Regions from separate parts of the Homo sapiens genome. Here region 1 is linked to region 2. A link is an interaction called in ENCODE POLR2A ChIA-PET data of the cell type or tissue named here. Cell type or tissue: OCI-LY7. All regions are shown on one strand. Links, peaks and the distances in the headings refer to the core of each region. The heading gives the core; the rest is flanking DNA. Region 1 overlaps LOC112268239 (a long non-coding RNA gene). Region 2 has its middle 20 kb from the start of CTSK.

The links. Peaks named below come from ENCODE experiments on the same cell type or tissue, not always from the same donor. Only the 100,000 strongest peaks of a DNase experiment are listed, where the experiment ranks them.
Region 1: POLR2A ChIA-PET joins it to region 2 with 5 read pairs; 4 of 35 experiments call an interaction of 5 or more read pairs at or near these places.

The regions. Positions count from the first base shown.
Region 1 is chr1:150,635,710-150,638,633 of GRCh38, forward strand. It overlaps LOC112268239 (a long non-coding RNA gene), which reads left to right. Exons shown (of 2, transcript XR_007066603.1): 2 at 1-17. Among named protein-coding and RNA genes, the nearest start is that of ENSA, 7.6 kb to the left of the region's middle. RefSeq lists enhancers at 1-557, 558-1,182, 2,327-2,924. In OCI-LY7, for the core only: no CTCF peak of the experiment used is centred there; no DNase peak of the experiment used is centred there; H3K4me3 peaks cover 325 bases; H3K27ac peaks cover 12 bases.
Region 2 is chr1:150,786,594-150,789,517 of GRCh38, forward strand. No RefSeq gene overlaps it. Among named protein-coding and RNA genes, the nearest start is that of CTSK, 20 kb to the right of the region's middle. In OCI-LY7, for the core only: no CTCF peak of the experiment used is centred there; a DNase peak (open chromatin) is centred at 1,538.

The DNA of each region.
Region 1 (2,924 bases), core at 107-2,606, 150 kb before region 2:
TACTGAGGGAACTCAGAGACTGGTGCCGGTGCGGGTCCACTGTATGCTGAGCGCCACTTCCCTAAGCCCACTTTTCTTTCTCTATACTTTGTCTCTGTGTCTCCTTCTTTTCTTAAGTCTCTCATTCCACCTGACAAGAAATGCCCACAAGTGTGGAGGGGCAGGCCACCCCTTCACTCAGCCTCCTGAGTAGCTGGGATTGCAGGTGCGCGCCACCATGTCTGGCTAATTTTTGTGTTTTTAGTAGAGGCGGGGTTTCACCCTGTTGGCCAGGTTGGTCTTGAACTCCTGACCTCAGGTGATCCACCCATCTGGGCCTCCCAAAGTTCTGAGATTACAGGCATGAGTCACCGTGCCCAGCCCATTTATCCTTGATATAGCTAAATTACTGAGCATTAGGAAGGGTGGAACTTTCAGCCTGTAAAATATGAGTGAGGTTTCACAAAAACTAGCACAATGTCTGGGGCCCAGATTATTCTATTTGTGACTGGGCGGGAAGAGGTATATATATAGTAATTTTTGTATTTTTAGTAGAGACGGGGTTTCACCATGTTGGCCAGGCTGGTCTTGAACTCCTGACGTTAAGTGATCCATCTGCCTCCCAAAGTGCTGGGATTACAGGTGTGAGCCACCACTTTGGGCCATAGATCGGGTGATTGGGGGAAGACCTGAGGTATCTGAGCAGAAATCTGGTTGGGGAGTGAGCCAACAGTTATCTGGAGGGAAACTGGTTCAGGCAGAGGGAAGAGCAAATCCAAAGCTCCTAAAGCAAAAGCATATTTTTGGTGTATTTGAGAAACAGCAAGAAGGTCAATGTAGCTAAGAGCCGGAATAAGAGAAGAGATGCAGGCAGGGATGAGATTGTTTTTGGCTTCTTAGGTCATGGTAAGAACTTGGATTTTATTTTTTGTGTAATGGGCACCCATCAGATGGTGTTGAGGAGGGGACTGACACAAAATCATTTAGGTATTAAACTGATCCTTCCGCTGCTCCATGGGGACCCAGAGTGGAAGTAGTAGCAGGAAACCAATTAGGCTTTTACAATAGTTCAGGTAAGAGATGACAGTGACTTGGACTAGGGTGTAGTAGCTATGGAGATGGTTGAAAATGGCTAGATGTGGGATCTATTTTAAAGGTACCACCAACAGCATTTGCAGACTCAAGGATGATTTCAAAGTTTTGGGTCTGAGCAACTAGGTGAATGATAACATTGTTTACTGAGACGGGGAGGCCTTAAGTAGAAGGTTTAGGAGGGAAAATATAGATTTTGCTATGGACACATTATATTCTATACAGACATAATTTAAAATAGTTACCAGGTCCATCAATTGATGGATAAACTATGGTATATCCATACATTGGAATATTATTTGTTAATAAAAATAAATGGTCAGGCGCAGTACCTTAAGCCTGTAATCCCAGCACTTCAGGAGGCTGAGGCGGGTGGAGTGCAGTGGCACGATCTCAGCTCACTGCAACCTCTGCCTCCCAGGTTCAAGCCATTCTCCTGCCTCAGCCTCCGGAGTAGCTGGGATTACAGGCGCCCGCCACCACGTCCGGCTACTTTTTGTATTTTTAGTAGAGATGGGGTATCACCATATGGGCCAGGCTGGTCTTGAACTCCTGACCTTAGGCGATTCACCCGCCTCGGCCTCCCAAAGTGCTGGGATTACAGGCGTGAGCCACTGCACCTGACCACTATTCACTTTAAATGGGTATACTGTATGGTATGTGAATTATAATCGCAATGAATCTATTCTAAAAATATAGTTATTGAAAATATATAATTATAAAAAGCATTATGAAGCTATTCCCCCCCACACCAGAAGCTATTTTAATAAAAGATTTTAACCTACTAGAAATAAAAGGAAAATTAAGTAGTCAAGAGTTCTAATCCTTCTCTGTTAACCACAGGAAACCTGGCTGTTTGGACTGGGTGTCTGTGTCAACAGACCACCACCAACCTGGAACAGTATTTGCTAATAACAAGCAAAGTATTCCTGAGTAATAATAGCTTCTTGATTGTTGGACTCCCATAAAGCAGTCATTATTAAGCTTTTTAACTTTTTTTTTGTTGGGGTGGGGGTGGTGTGCGTAAAGTATTGCATTATGTTTACTTTAGTATATATTGCCACCAGTTTTTCCAAATCTGATCTTTGAGAATCTGGTATAAACTATGGTTCTTCTGTCCCCCAAATGTGCTTAAGCACAAATACATACATGCAATATTATACGTATTTTAGGATGTACATAGATCCCCTGAAACCAACCAATGCAGCTCAGTTTCTATAAAATTAAAGCAAGGTCACAGGAATTAACAGTGGCTTTTATTTATCCAGACTTCTGCTCAGCACAATCATATGCTCATAAATATATGACTTGACAGTTCCAAAGACCTGCAGTATGGCTGGTTGGGGTATAAATTGGTACAACATACTTTGGAAAGCTGGTGGCAATATATACTAAAGCTGTACATAATCCAAAACCCATGACCTTGCAATCCCTCTCCTAGGTATATATACCCGATTGAAATGCATTCTTTGCGATGCGGGTAAAGAGGGGATGGTTAATGGGTACACAAAATATAGAAAGAAAAGTAAGATCTAGTATTTGCTATCACAACAGGGTGACTATAGTAAAAAATAATTGTTCATTAAAAAATAACTAAAAGAGAGGCCAGGTGCGGTGGCTCATGCCTGTAATCCCAACACTTTGGGAGGCCGAGATGGGTGGATTGCCTAAGGTCAGGAGTTCGAGACCAGCCTGACAAACACGGTGAAACCCTGTCTCTATTAAAAATACAAAAACTAGCCAGGCATGGTGGCAGGTGCCTGTAATCCTAGCTACTCGGGATGCTGAGTGTGGAGAATCGCTTGAACCTGGGAGGCAGAGGTTGCAGTAAGCCAAGGTTGCGTCATTGCACT
Region 2 (2,924 bases), core at 150-2,649:
TGCGCCCCTGCCTTCCAAGGCTCTTTCCCCATGCTCTGGATCCCTTTCCTGAGCATTTTACTCAATTTGTTTTTGTTTTTGTTTTAAAGAGGGGGTCTCGCTCTGTTGCCCAGGCTGGAGTGCAGTGGCGCGATCTCGGCTCACTGCAAACTCTGCCTCCCTGGTTCAAGCAATTCTCTGCCTCAGCCTCCCGAGTAGCTGGGATTACAGGCACACGCCTCCATGCCAATTTTTTGTAGTTTAGTGGAGATGGGGTTTCACCGTGTTGCCCAGGCTGGTGTTGAACTCCTGAGCTCAGGCAATCTGATGGCTCATGCCTGTAATCCCAGCACTTTGGGAGGCCGAGGCTGGTGGATCACTTGAGGCCAGGAGTTTGAGACCAGTCTGGCCAACATGGTGAAACCACGTTTCTACTAAAAATATAAAAATTAGTGCCTCATCTGTAGTCCCAGCTACTTGGGAGGCTGAGGCACGAGAATCACTTGAATCCAGCAGGCGGAGATTGCAGTGAGCTGAGATCGCACCATTGCACTACAGCCTGGGTGACAGAACAAGACTAGTCTCAAACAACAACAACAACAACAAAAACAAACAAACAAAACCCCAGATTTTGAAAACTCAGCCTCTGATGTAGCCATGCTGGTCCCATGGACCTCCCCAGTTGCCCAATCATTCTTGCCTCCTTTCTAGAATGGCTCTCTCCATTCCTTGGCCTCTTTGTTCTGCAAGATCCACTTCAAGTACTGCCTCCTCAGAGCCTTCTCTAACTACCCCAACTCTTCTTCCCTCTAGCTACACTTGCACGATACAAATTGTACCACGAAATTCTGATTCTGTATTTGTAGCACGTAAGATAGTTTTATCTCACTAGCTAACTTGAAAATACAGGATCTTGTCCTACTCATCTTTGTATTGCACTGTGGCTTAACACATATTTAGATAATAATCAATAAACATTCATTGAATTAACTTTTCCTAATTATAATATTCTACATGGTTTGTCTTCATTTCTGGTTCATCATGACTTGGCAGTGGCTTCTGAGGCTTTAAGCCTTAGGTTTCTCTTTGAATCTCCTCCTGGTATGCAAAAGTCTGTAAACACATACAGTGTTTGAATACATTAGGGGAACATGTCATTAGATAATCTATCCTTGTATCACTTAAGGTATTTTATAAACTTACACATCATCCTGTGACATTCCAAAGCTGTAAACTGGATTTTTGCAAAGCTGTAAATTGCCCTGAAATGGGGCACACTTTTTGCAAATTTATTTCAATAGCGATTGAAAACAAAAAAACAAGGCAAATGTTTTGCACAACAGTTGCACAACAACTAAGTCTTATCCAGAATGCTGCACAACACTAAGTCTTATCGGGAATGCAGACTCCCTTTCATCACAAACGAGGCAACATCTCCTGAATAACGTGGAAAAGGAGAAATGAAAGCAAAATAAGGAAGCTTTGTCCCTGCTTGTTACAGTTGTACCTTTTCAAGCTTTTGAAGTAACCATCTCTTAGCTTCATGCCCCCTGAAAATCAGCTGCTTTAAGTTTCTCTGTCTTATTTAGTCTGTGTGTGTGTGTGTGTGTGAGAGAGAGAGAGAGAGAGACAGTCTTGCTCTGTCGCCCAGGCTGGAGTGCAGTGGTGCAATCTCGGCTCACTGCAACCTCCACCTCCACGTTCAAGCAATTCTCCTGCCTCAGCCTCCTGAGTAGCTGGGATTACAGGCGCGCCATCACGCCTGGCTAATTTTTGTTTTTTGTTTTTTTTTGTAATAGAGACAGGGTTTTGCTATATTGGCCAGGCTGGTCTTGAACTCCTGACCTCAGGCGATCTACCTGCCTCAGCCTCCCAAAGTGCTGGGATTACAGGCGTGAGCCACTGCGCCCTACCCTTATTTAGTCTTAAAGAAAAGGATTTTGAATTTTAGGATGATTCATTCCAATGCTAGTTCTAGTCTCTGTTAATTTACCCAAGTGTGCTAGGAATTTAATAACATACATTATTTTCATAATAAAATAGTTTACTTCTTACTGACCTCACTGTCCAAGAAATGCACAAAGGTGAGGTGAGGAATACCCTTCATGGACTATAGGAGAATATGGGACTAGAAAAGACGATTTTACCATAATGTTGAGTTTCCCCTCAATTAACTTTATGTTAATATTATGCAATAACTTTCTGAAGAAAGAAAACAGAATTCTTGAGTCATTAGGGAAAATAGGAATGTTCTGAATTGAAAATATATATTCTTTCTGATATTCTGTGTAGCTTATCTGCTTGGTGCATTATTTGATCCTAGTAGACATCCCCCATTATCCTACAAGTACTCCTTGTCACCTAGCAATGTGTACTCAAAGAAGGAGCTTAATTTTACCAAGAGAACAAAATAAGACATAATTAGGGAGTACTCTAGAAGCCAGTGATAAGACCCCTCCCCTAACAAATGAATAACAATTGGTGTGACACATTTGATGTGTTACAATTAATTACAAAGTAAGTCACAAGAAATGTATTACTAATAAAAAAGTACCAACAGTTTGAAAGTGACATGTTTAACAATTAGAGCCAATTCAGCAGATTATCCCTATAATAATATTATGTTGATAGATGTGCATTCCAGTATGCTTTCTGGGAGAGAGAAGGGGAGAATTATGGGTAGCTACCAACGACTGATATTATTTTGTGAGCGTGTCCGTGGAAATGTGTCGAAAATGTGAACAACATCTGTCTTCTCTATAGTAATATGGGAAAGTTGAGAATAGCTAAGCTAAAAGGTGTTGGAAGTATACTTTTTTTCACCAGCTTCCCTTCCTCCTTCTCGTGGTAACAGCACCCTGATTTTAAAATGGGGAAACCCTGACACTCCTGGGCTTAAGATAGAACCAATCTTGCCCCTAGCTTCAAGAGTGGGCATAGGTCCC